Linked DNA regions of Mus musculus: region 1 is linked to region 2. Evidence: chromatin contacts called from ENCODE Hi-C or POLR2A ChIA-PET data. All regions are on one chromosome and are shown on one strand. Each heading gives the region's core, a stretch centred on a gene start or an enhancer-like site at or near the end of the contact. The rest is flanking DNA. Distances are from core to core; before and after follow the strand shown. Region 1 holds the start of Ifi47 (interferon gamma inducible protein 47). Region 2 holds the start of Irgm1 (immunity-related GTPase family M member 1).

Region 1 (6,456 bases), core at 917-3,416, 220 kb after region 2:
TTGGGTCTTGTCTCTGAACAGTGCTTGGCTGATGGAGGTGACTAGTGATCAAGTCATGTTTAGCATGAGAGATTTCACGCTCAGAAACCTTGACCCACTTCTGTATGTGCCACACACACCCTCTGTGAGTCACACAAAGCTTGAAACACCCAAGACCCTGCTTTCAAAATTGATAGCAGGAGCAAAAGGAAAGTAAATAACTTGAGACTTGACAGCACAACTGTGTCCGTTTTCTTTCTATGGCACTGCAGAGGCCCCCTGTGGAGAGTGGAAGATAAACAAGTTCAGAATGCCTAGCACGCTGCTTCTCTTGGCTGCCCCTTTCCTGTGTGCTTGACAATGTTTCTGTTTTTGTTTTTTTTTTTCTGGTTTGATTATTAACAATTTACCACAGTATGTCACTATTCTAAGGAAGTGCAGGATCTATGTCACACATCTACACATTTTAAATGCAGAGTTCTGTGACTGGCTATGTCTACTGGGTCATCTGTCACATAGGAACACATACCTATCACACACATAGACACATATACCAGCTCATAGAAATGCACGCATGTATGGGTCCAGCATGTGTACACATGAATGAACACACAGCTTTGTCCTTGACCTAGGATGATGTGGTCACTCACCATTTGCTTTGTAACTAAAGAGAGACCCATAGTGTCCTTCTCAGGGACATTGCAGGTGTCTTAGCTCTGAATTAAGCAGATCTGGTTTCTCCTGGACATTCAGACTTCCAGCTCATTCACCCTTCTCTTGTCCCACTGTACCGTGGGAGCCCCATGATGCTGAGGAATGCTCTCATAGTGATAAAGAGAGATGGTGCCCTTTCTCCCCTTTTCATACCTCAGAGTATCTTCATGGTGAATCTGTGACACATTGCCATATAATTGAGTCACGGCTTCAGTTATCTGGAAGCCAGGCACTATACCTCAAGATTTCAATGTTCAGAACTAAATTTTGGCTCTCATATAGAAACCAAGAAAGAGATGTACTTGGTTCTCATACAAGAATCCACTAAGCATGTGAACGTCTGTGTACAGAAGGAGACAGAGTCACTGTGTGCCTTCAGATAATCAAAAATCGGACCCATAGACCATGGACGGTATCAACCTCCCACTCTCTGCACTCACCCAGCCATTCAAATGGAGAATAAACTCAAATCACACAGAGCTGGAAAAAAAAGACACCATTTTAATTAACAGGAGCATGTAATCTGTTCTTCATATCTGATTACATGTGTTAAAATTACGCAGAAACTCCGGGCGTGGTGGTACATGCCTTTAATCCCAGCACTCGGGAAGCAGAGGCAGGAAGATTTCTGAGTTCGAGGCCAGCCTGGTCTACAAAGTAAGTTCCAGGACAGCCAGGGCTATACAGAGAAACCCTGTCTCAAAAATACAAAACAACAACAACAACAACAAAAACCAAACCAAAACAAAACAAAACAAAAAATTATGCAGAAACACTGTCAATATAACCCAAACCATCCATGTTCAGAGACAGACTTCACCAAGGACAGAACATGTCAGCAACAGCTTCTTTTCCCAACATGGCAGCAAATGTCTTTCCTCCATGGTGATAAACGTTAAAACCAACAAAACCTGTGAGGGATTATCTCATTGCATCAAATGATGTTTTTGGAAAACCTGTCTTCACTTTGTGCCAGACTACGCTCTCATGAGGGAATCCTGAGGTAGATAAAATGAGAAAGGAAACTAGGAAGACTCCATTACTCTCTTTCCTGAGTTGTCTTGGTGGCTCTGGATCCTGTGAGACCCCAGGTTCATGGGTGCCTTGGGGCTGAAATGAGGTTAGTCAGCCACAGTGTTCCTGAGAAGGACAAGGAGGCAGACGCATGGCACAGTCCTTCCCGATGGGCAGTGTGTTTCAGTCATTCACTGGCGTCTTTGGAAAACCCCTCATCTCTTTCATCCTTGTCCCCAGGAATCCTTTGGCTTCAGAGAACTCATTCCCCTGATGTCTTGGCCGAGTGACCCTTCACAGGCCAAGTGGAAATGTCTTCCTGGCCTTGAATCTTCCAGGCTTCTTTCATTCTCTGACCAAGTTAAAGTCCTTTTCTTTTTCCTGGAAATGTTTATGCTGCAGGGGAAACAAAGAAAGAGCTTTAGTTTCACTTTTGTTTCCTGCAAATATATCTTTCATTTTTTTCTCTCTGCTAGGGCTCATTGCTTCAGACTTTCCTGAAGGAGGGCAGACCCGTGCCGTTGGTGGTGGCTGTGCTGTGGGCTGCAGTGAGAAACAGACCCGGTATTTTCTACTTCTTGGATCTGGTGAGTGCGAAAAGCCTTTGCACCTGGTGTGACCTAGGTTTTGGCTTTGTGGGAAGAGGGCAGAGCTGGCTTGGATAGGCAGCAGGTCATGTCACCGGTCTATCACAGATAGGAGTCATGGGTCTGGAACTGCCTTTTGGTGCCAGTTGTTCTGTGAGAGTTCTGAGTAAGTTTGGACTGAGCAGAGTCTTTATGGGTGACTCTCATAGGAAACGTACCATGCTCACTGTAATGTGGCCGGATCTCACCACCAGAGAGTATGGCATAACCCTGCCAGCTTTGCTTTCTTTTCTTTCCTTTCCTTTCCTTCCCTTCCTTTCCTTTCCTTTCGTTCCCTTCCCTTCCCTTCCCTTCCCTTCCCTTCCCTTCCCTTCCCTTCCCTTCCCTTCCCTTCCCTTCCCTTCCCTTCCCTTCCCTTCTCTCTTTTCTTTTCTCTTTCTTTCTTTCTTTCTTTCTTTCTTTCTTTCTTTCTTTCTTTCTTTCTTTCTTTCTCTCCTTCCTTCCTTCCTTCCTTCCTTCCTTCCTTCCTTCCTTCCTTTCTTTCTCTCTCTTTCCTTCCTTCCTTCCTTCCTTCCTTCCTTCCTTCCTTCCTTCCTCCCTCCCCTCCCTTTTTAAAAAGTCTCATCTGTATTTACTTTTTTTTTTTTCTAGATAGGGTCCAGCTGTGGGCCTAGGGTAAATGTGGCTTTTATTTCCTCTCAGGAAAAGAAGTTAAAGGGTGGTTTTCTCAGTTACCCCAACCTAAGGAAAGGTGGGTGTGCACCGGAGGCTAGGGCTAGAATTGCTGGATCATTCTGACAGACTCCTCTGTGTCCACTTGCTGGCACTCGATGCAGGGAGGGTATGGGTGAGAGTCATTCCCCTGCAGTAGCAGCTCGGTTATCAACAGAGGCACAAGGTGGTATGTGCTGGTGTTCACAAAATGGAAGGCAGAGCACGTGCCCTGAGTGAAGAGCAGGACTGGGTGGCCGATCCACACCCAGTGTCTGCCTGGTACAAGGCCTGACTGCTGTGGCTCTTTTCCCAAGGGCCCAAGGGGCCCCAGAAACATCACTGCGTCCTATGGTCCCTTAAATGTCCATCTCAAACTTCACCGCCTGCCCGCTTATCTTCCGGGCTGCTGTGCAGGTGGTGGCTCTGGCTGGCTTGCATGGGAGGCTCACCGCTGGTAGGGCTAGTGACCCAGAAATGGCTGGCAGGTCCTTTGGGGGTGTTTTGGCAACAGGTGAGTTCTGACACTCCATCAGGAATTTCCAGTCATAGATGATTTGGGTTGTGTGTGTGCCGCTGGGGGTGGTGCTGTAGTGCCTGGGCGGGAGCTGCACGCCTCATCGAGGGCTACGTGGTGAGTGGGGGTTGCCCAGCTGGGAGTCTGGCTGCAGCTGCTGCCCGCTGATACGTCTCCTGCACACCGCCCACGACCCTCCAGCAATCCCGCCCAGCCCGTCTCGCCCTGTATTTACCTTTTAAACAGAATGTGATCGGGCACTATTATTTCCATTCACAATCCTTGCTGAGTTACAAGACCTAGGGAAACTTAGGGTTTTGTTCTGGGTACTTTGGAAAACAAGCCACTTGGGGAATTCCTCTGTCAAGTTGTTTTAACTTGTGTTTACTTCTAAGACTGGTACATGCAAAGCCATCTTAATGTGGTCTACTAAGGAATCCAGCTCAAAAGTTAAACACTTCAGACCACAAACATAATTAACAAAAATCTAAGTAATGTTTCATCATGGACACACGAGTAAAGCTGATTTGCTGAGGTCTAAGGATGTCCATCCTGCTCCATAAGAGACAGCACGTTAACCTCCATCCTCACACTTACAGAACATACTTGAGAGAAAGCGTGGCTGGTTTCTTTTAAGATGCTGAAAGATCTCTATTTGTTCTAATGTTCACCATACACAATTAGTAATCAGAAGTAAAATAATTATTCCTCCCATTCCTGTTTTTTCTCCCTGCATTTCTTCCCCCTTGCTTCTCTCCCCCACCCCCTTCCTTACCCTCTGTCTCCTCTTTCTTCTTTGTACTGAGATTGGACCTTTGGCATCATAAACCTTGGACTATGCAAGGGCTCTACCACTAAGCTGCACTCCAAGCCCTTTCATTTTTTATATTTTTACTTTAAAAGTGTATTTATGTATGTGTGTGTGTGCATACATACGTGAGTGTCTGTTTGTGTGTGCATGTGTGTGTGATCACATGTACATGTGCAGAGGTCAGAAAACAGTTTTGGAGAGTTAGACTTTCCGTCTACCTTACAGAGGTGGGTGTGTCTGGTTTCCATGGCTATGTTGTAGACTCTAGGTAACTAACCTGCAAGCTTCAGGCTGCGCTCTCCTAAGGCTCTTATTTCAAAGGAGGATTGGGGAAATTACCAATGTGCCTCATATTTGGCCTTTTATGTGAGTCCCAGGGATTAAAGGTCACCAGGCTTGTAGGACAAGTGGTTTTACCCTTCGACCCATCTTCCTGGCCCCATTTTTACTTTTCATTACCAACAAAATGATTTTACTTTGGTCACTGACACATGATAGAAATGACGATTGTGTTGTTTGGTTTTTAAAATTTTACTTAAGTATGCATTAAAATAGGTTACATTTAAGAACTTTTACAGTAAAATTTCCTATAAGCAAGATACTTTCTTAATACATTCCCCTCTTTTGTTTCATTTGTAAATAATCTACACAACCAGAAATAAGACTATCAACTCTAATGATCTAAAAGTCCATATATATTTTGTAGTTAGAGAAAGCATACATTCTGGTCTTATCAATGATGTGCAGTGTGCACTTTTCTTATCACCAATAAGATGCTGATCACAAATTGTTGTCTCCTAATGTGGTCTGTTGAGAGTAACCCTTCAGTTTCTTTGGTAGAGACGCCATGAGTTTTTAAAAACATGAAAAAGAGTCAAAGCCATTTTTTATTAGATTATTTTCTTCATTTACATTTCAAATGCTATCTCCAAAGTCCCCTATAACCTCCCCCCCGCACTGATCCCCAACACACCCACTCCCACTTCCTGGCCCTGGCATTCCCTTATACTGGGCCAAAGCCATTTTTTAAAGGCAAGGTTTCATTATGTTGCTGATGTAGCCAAGACTGGCCTTGAACTCACAGTTGTTTCAACCTCCCAAGTACCTTGTGCATTTAGCACTGTACTTAGCCAAAAGCTGATGGTTGCTTAGTAACAGCAGAGAAGTTCATTTGTCAAAGTCCAGCTCCAACAGTGAGATCAGTAATCCAGGGTTGGTGACTAATATAAAATAGACTCTCTTTCGTCTCTGTCTGTCTGACTGTCTGTCTGTCTGTCTGTCTGTCTCTCTCTCTCTCTCTCTCTCTCTCTCTCTCTCACACACACACACACACACACACACATTTGGTGGATGAAGCAAGGAACTCACAACACAATGGCTTCTTAATCATGAATTTTAATTACACAAATGATTACAAGTTTCATATTTTTTAAAAAACAAGTAAGTCTAAATCCCACATCTGATCACTCAGCTTTTTCTATTACAGATGAACAGAATTTGAGTGAGACAGATACTTTTTAACAGCCAATTTCCTTTGGCAGGCAGCATTTGCGGTTACATGAAAGGAGGTAGACATCACATTATTCTAACTCAACACAATTCTTATTCGTCTACATAGTTAACCATGTATCTATTCTTATACTCTTTTCATAGAAAAGTAAACATACAGTTAACTAGAGAACTGTAGGTCGGAGAATTTTTACTTTCTTTGAGACAATGGGGAAAAAAAAATCTCTTCAGTCTGCATGCTGCGCATCACGAAGTCCTCAAGGTGCACACCAAGAACTCATCAGCAAACTTATAAGATCAGAAAAGTAGACTTTACAACAAACACAGAAGCTCAGTTTTAACCGTGGGGACTGAACCTCAATTATTAGTCTGTCTCCTGTAGGTGAAACTCGTGAGCCTTAGTAGCCAGGCTTGCTTTGTTCTTGTTTTTTGAACTTAGCAAACATTTCATAGTAACCAGGAGTGTGTTTTTTTAATTTTATGTGTTCTGTAGGTTTTCTGCTAGGAAGCAGCTGGCAAAACATCCTAAACTATTCCCTAATCTCCCTTATCAACTGCCCTAACTTCCTATGACTATTTAAACCAAATCAGGAATTCTGTAAGATCGTCAATTC
Region 2 (6,634 bases), core at 1,362-3,861:
TGATTGTGGGCAAAGAAACAGGGACATATGAAAAAATAGTCTTTTTTTTTCCCCCAGGGTCTTCCTTTGTAGCCCAGGCTGACCTGAAACTTATGATCGTCCTATCTTGGTTTCCCTAGTGCTGAGATTACAGGGCTATAACACTGTGTCTAAGAACCTGTGTATACTGTGTCTAAGTCCTGAACTATACACAGAGTATGTAAGAAATCCAAAGGCTGATCCCTGCAATATGACTCCACGTTTCTGTCTTTACGATGAAGACAGTCCTACTAAACAGAGGATTTGATGCATGCTGAGGGGTTTTGTTTGGAAACCTTGATCTACTCACTGCCACCAATTGTCACTTACCCTTTATATGGACACACATTTCATAATGTTGGAGACCAATTTTTCTGCCCTCTCTTATAAGCACCACATAACTGAACTACACTGATAAAGGAGCTCTCCCCAGCTTCTCCAACTCTATAGAACTTGGTTTAGGGTTAAACTCATCAACAGACCAAGGTGCTTTATCAAATAACTACAAAGATGTCCAGAATTCAGTGAGAGGGAGGACATGGGAAAGGTTGCCGTCACATATCACATCTGCATAGGGGCTGCCAGCCTGTCCAGCCTTTGACTATAGAAGCCATTCAGGGTCCCCCTCCAGCAGTTCTCATGTCAGACTGGCCAAGCTACGGAATATCCAGGGCTGTACTTCCTGCTTCAGTGTCAAGGGGCCCTGAGCTGGGTGTATAGGCACCAGAGTGGGCTGGTGATAAAGTCTGAGACAAAGCTGGCTGGAAGCCAGGGGGATGAAGCTGGACAAACTTCAGGGGTTGAAAACATTCTGTAATGGGGTGCAGAGACGGGGTACACAGACAAGAAGCTGTGTGACATTCAGTAGTGTCTTGTCCTCAAGGCAATTCTCTCCCCTCCATCTCACCTATCATTAGCCAGGGTCTAGTTCTGTATTGGTTTTACTTAACTGAGTTCCACTCACCAGAGTAGAAGATGAGAGCAAACCATGCTTTCTCAGAACTATTTATGTAACTGTGACTGTAGATGGAGACTTCCCACCTGCCTGCACACCCGAGAGCACCCGGTGCTGGACCCTGGACCTGCCTGCACACCCGGGATGGTGCAGGTCACAGCTGCACGCAGGAGCCAGTAACTCTCAGGAGGGCTGCTGAAGTCCATACATTACAAGCAGACTGGGAAAGGGCATGGATAACTGTATGAAGCTGCAGGATCCTCCAGGAGCCACACAGGAATGTTGGTGTGGACAGCCTTGGGATACCGTGCCTCAGAACTCCAACCCAGTATTTACAAAGAGCCCTTAGAATTCTTTCTGGGATTCAAGTGACCCTCCACTTCCTTTTTTGAGGATCATGACCAGATTATACTCCTATTTCACCTCTCTGCACAGGGGCGAAGATCCCCAAAGAAGAATATAGATCCTTGTGGCTGTCAATCTGGGAAAGAGGATGAGACCCGTGAGGAAATGTCTTTCGAGTCTCGCAACCGACACAGAACGGAGAGCATGCTCGCACACACTTGCCCATAGCTGCATGAAAGGTAGCAGGGACCACACAATTCCCTCTGATATTTATTTATCTTTGGAAAGTGTGATAAACTTGCTCACGGTGAATGGGGACAGTACTGAACCCACATGCTCTGGGAAGATGGTATTTGAAAAGCTCCCATCTCATTAACTATAAACTTACAGACTAGTGAAGGAGGTGGTTCCTTAAACAGAGACACTTTCTCCAATGCAAATAAAACATTTTAATGGAGTCAGACAAAAAGGTCACTATGATACCTTATACTCAAAACCTACTCTGAGATTCCTATTCCATGGGTAGTCCAGATAAGAAACAAACCTCCCCCCCCCCCTATTTTTTTCATGTATCCTAGATATTGCCTGTGGTCCATTCTAATCCTGGGCGTTTATTTTGTGGAGCTATGAAGAGACGCTATCTTAAATTCCAAGAGAATATGGGTTGGCACGCTCTGCCCTCCTTCAAATTTAGCCAGCATTAGAAGAACCACAAGGCCAGAAATAAGGTGAGGTACGCATTTGCCTCCAGGCTGGTGGTTTAGATATATCTGAACAGCAAAGATACAGCAGGGCTGTGTGGTACTAGACAGTCAAAGTGAGGCTCTGCTGTGGACACTGCCTGAGCAAAAGAAACCAGACCCCAAGGTCACATGACCTGTTTTCACGGTTTTACCGTTCATATTATATTGGGGGATTCATATTAGATTGGGGGTGGCCAAGCTACATTTAAGAGACTTTTACTTACCTGATCCAGAGGAGTTATTATGTGTGATTCGATGTTAGTGGCCTTCCTGGAACGTCACCCCTTTCTTCCTAGGACAAAAACGTTGCTGTCCTCCGGCAGAAGTTCCCTATGTAGAGATCCAAAACTGGAATATAGACCCGGATGTTGAGAGATGAGATGCAGAGGTCTGGAGTCCTTCTGAGAGGAGACGAACCAAGAGGAGGTCTGATCGCGTGGATTTTCTTTCAGCTTCTGGTCTTCGAGCAGACCTTGCTTTTTGTCCTGCACTTTCTAGACCGGAGATATGCCTGCCTGGGCCCAGCGGGGGAGCGGGGGGGGGACGGACTCGAATTGAGAATCAGTTTCGGTTTCTATTTCTTGAAACAGGCTAGTTTTCAGGATTAGGCTGGGCGGGCTGCATAGTAGTCTTCAAAGAGGAGCAGAACCCTGCTGTGCTGACTCACCGTCAACAGGGGTCGGGATGAGGGATTGGAGGTGGTGGTGGAAGTGGAGGGTGGGGGCGTTGGGGTTGGAGTTGTGTCTGTTTAGGGACTTTAACAGCCAGCCCCGCGTCAGACCTTCCAGTGTCTGAACCTGCTACTTCTTTCCGTGGATACCACCTGTGGAGATGCTGGCCCTGGGCAATGCTAACCTCCAGACCCAGCAACCTCAGGCCACCCCGAGCTTGGAGGCTGCACTGAGACCTTGTTCTGTATGATCGTTTACCCCGTTTGCCGGCTCACTTGATTAATCACACCTCTCTATATAAAGGAGAATGTCAGAGCACCAGGGAGTCGAGAATCGGGTTCTTGTCCTCGTTAGTGTTTGAGAGGGAAGAGGGTATGAGCTGAGAGGGGACATACTTCATTTTCCTCAGATCTAGGAGGTAGATTATTAGAGAGTAAACGCAGGGGCTGGACGCTTTGACCATGGCATAGAAGCACTGACCCCTGTGTAACGTTTTCATGAAGAAAAACAGAATTTTTTTTTTTTAAAGCAACCGGCCACGGTCACAGTGACAGAGGGGGCAGCGAAGAGGAGCCAAGTAGCTTTCAGAGTGTCGGGCGGCTGTTATTCTCTCTGCTGCTCTTCTGTACCTACCGGTGAGTTCTTACTGCACAGCAAAGAGGGGCAGAGCTGAGCCTGTTCCATAGTCACTGCGAGAGGGAGACAGATTGGGCCAGGAGGAATGAGGCGGCTCCTCACACAGGCACTAACCAGTGTTCCAAACTCTACTTCTGCCCATTACAGGCTCAGTATTGCCCAGAGGTTTGGGCAATGTGATCCTCTGGTCACAAGGAGCCCTTTGTCACCCCTCCAAGTGACCAGTAATGTGATCCTCTACCGGCGCTGGTGGCTTTCTCTTTCTCCTTACCGGAAAAGACTGAGTTGCTGAGAAGAGGAACAAGTGTGAGCTGTTGTTTAATGAACTGGAGGCCTTGAGTGATAGCCAGGATCTGTCCTTGTTTGATTCCTCTAAGCCCTCAGCTTCTCCTCAAAGCCTGAGGAGAAAGCAGGCTAGTTTCAATGTCTGTCTTTGAGAGACTGGACAATCTGTATGTCCTGCTTTCTTTATGTGATTTCTATAAGAACAAACAGGAACAGGTCTGAGCACAGTACAGGAAGGCCAGGAAGAGAGTTTCTGGAACCTTCTGTCTCAGTGAGCCAGCATTTCAACTCAGCACTTTGTGTTTCCCCAGGGCCAGGGTCTCCCTTGAGCTCAGAGTTAGTTCTCTCAGGCTCTTGCTCCTGCGGAGGAACTGAGGCTGGGCACAGCAGGGTTTGTTATAACTGGGTGTCAGGTAAAGATTCCTCAGGGCAGGATGCTGTGTGTACACAGTCAATAATCAGAACACAGGCGGTCTGTCCTTAAAAATGTCACTGGCCGAGAATCTTTGGCTTCCCTAACCTACTCTCTGTGTAGACCAGGCTGGCCTTGAACTTACGGAGTTTACCTGCATCTGCTTCCTGAGTGCTGGAGCTAAAAGCATGAACTATCAAGACGAGCAAAGGCTGAGTTAATCAAGATCCTGTCTTAGTACCAGGTTCTTACTCTGGTTAATCATTCATTCACTGTAGAAAGGAAAGGAAGAGTCAACAGTTACAAAAGCACAGTATAGGCATTTCTCTGTTTACTTTTCTCTGACACCGAAGTGTGGGGACTTGCCTTTTCACCCTGTTGTTCAGCAGGGAGACCCTGGTACAGTTCATTAATCGCCACACCATGTTAGTTACTCCTTACAGAAAGATTCATGGAGATTCACTCTTGGGAACCAAGGTCTTGGACATAGCTGGTGACCTGTCAATCACGATCTCACACCTATCCTGCATAATAAGGCATATACATGTACATACAGACACTCATAAATCTACACACACACACACACACACACACACACACACACACACTTGAGGTCACCGAGCCTACAGAGTCTTGTACTCACTACTGTGCTAGGATAATGAAATCATCTGCTACTTTCTTTGTGACTGAAAAAAAGAGCCCCAGTATTTCTGTCAGGGGTAGTGTAGGTGTCTTAGCTTCAAGCGCAGCACTTGGCTTCTCATGGGCCTTGTTCCTATCTGTGACTCCAACTCACACAGGAAAGGCTTGTCGGCTGCAGCACAGAGGACTCTGACTGAAAGGGCTTTCCTGGTCTCCTGCTCCCACAGGGACAGAGATAGGGCTTCATACGGCTCCTCTCCTCCTCCTCCTCTCACAAAGCACCCACAGAGGCGACTTATCTCCTCCAGCTGTCACAGAGACACACCTCAGTTCTTCAGTATCTGGAATTGCACTTTGACTCGTACAAGGAAACCAAGTAGCTGACAGTTGGGGCTCGGCAAGGATTTTATCCTTTCTGCAGCTGCCCTCTCCAGGCTGTGGCCTGCTATTGGATCCTGGACATGGGAAGTCTTTGCTGCAAAATATATGAGGTATCTCAGCACTCTGACCTCACTCGGAGGAGGTGGTTTCTCTCAGTACTTCATGGCATAATTCGATTGAGGTGAAGCAGTCTTTCTTTATCTTCTTTTAAAAATCACGTGTGTGTGCATGTGTGTGCATGCGTGTGCATGAGTGTGCACATCTTCACAGATTATTTTGCATATGCAGACTAATTGCCTCTCCTTTCTCTGAAGGCATAGAAAGTGGGATATTTTCTCATGTAATATTTTGGTTTTCTAATATTGGACTCACTCTGCCCTGGCTCACATATTTCAGATTAAAAACATTTCTCTCTCAAGGAGCATTAATCTTCTCTAGGGATGAGACTCCTGATGGATTATGGGTTATTATGTAGTCTCAAGTGAAAATGATCAACCCTAAACACTTACTCCTACAAGGAGCACTAAATGGACTCACAGGGTTTTGAGGGTGTGTGTGTGTAACAATACAAATTAAAGAAGAAGAGGAATTTGAGCAGAAGTGGAGGATGTGGGAGAGATTGGAGGGAGAAAGGCAGGTAAGGAAATGGTGTGAATGGAGACTCATGTATGGAAGTCTCAAAAAATTTGACAAAAGAATACATGTGGAAAAAAAACTCTTTCCTAAGCAGCCGCTAGGTGTCACCCTGGTTCCCTTTTCCATTTCCTCTCGCACTACTAGAGCTGCGTAGATAGAGATGGTGATAGAGAAGGCTTCAGTCGTGTGTCTTTTCTGGAGAGTCATCTCTTCACCCCAGATAGAGCAAAGACATTTCCTCCAAGTCTGCCTTAGTCAACCAATAAACAGTTTGGGGTTCTTTGTAGAAGCTTGGGTGATTGAGGGCAGTGACCTCACTGATAAGCCCACCCCAACCTCACCAGGACTCAGGAACACAGCATCCTTGGAAGCTCCTGCACTGGTTGCAGCAGGCACTCCAGAAGGATGGCTCCTCTCTCCCAGCAAGGGTTTACTGCTTGTCTAAGCGTGGGGAAGGGAGTTGTGAGTCTGAGCCTTTGAGCTCAAGGTTCTTGAAGTTTCCTTAGGTTCTTGGGTTTTATAAGCCTCCGTCCTGAAGTGAAGGTACACCATCTTAAGCTGTTCTCTGTCTCTTTCTGTCTCTGTGTCTCTACCTCTCTCTGTCTCTTGTCAGCCATGAGCTGAACAGTCTCCTAAACCACATGCCCCCAAATCCACGAAGCTCTCCCTAAAAGCACGAGCCAAGTGGCCAAGGACTGAACCAACTCTAGCCTTTTCAAACCATGAGTCAAAAATAATTCTTTCTTCCTTAAGTTGTTTCTTTCAGGTATTGTAACCAGCACAAGTTTTACCATGGCTTTGTCATTTTCTCTTATCAAGTCAGGACTTCTGAACTAATTATGGTGACCAAATACAATCTGGTCACTCAAAAATGGTCACTCTTTGATTGAAAACAATCTATTCCCTTTTA

Evidence for each region. Hi-C counts contacts between places; a loop is a spot of excess contacts on that map. ChIA-PET counts read pairs that join two places held with the same protein, here RNA polymerase II (POLR2A).
Region 1: a loop to region 2 is called in a map of heart, with 5 times the contacts of the local background. The contact joins the promoter of Ifi47 here to the promoter of Irgm1 in region 2. A Hi-C loop is called at or near these places in 15 of 37 maps with a recorded cell type or tissue (ES-E14, Patski, T-helper 1 cell and 8 more). POLR2A ChIA-PET finds 5 or more read pairs at or near these places in 1 of 5 experiments (Patski).

What each region holds. Positions count from the first base shown.
Region 1 is chr11:49,084,851-49,091,306 of GRCm38, forward strand. It overlaps Ifi47 (interferon gamma inducible protein 47), which reads left to right and starts at 2,167. Exons shown (of 2, transcript NM_008330.2): 1 at 2,167-2,294. It also overlaps the pseudogene Gm12188.
Region 2 is chr11:48,868,809-48,875,442 of GRCm38, forward strand. Irgm1 (immunity-related GTPase family M member 1) reads right to left here and starts at 2,612. Exons shown (of 3, transcript NM_008326.2): 1 at 2,286-2,612.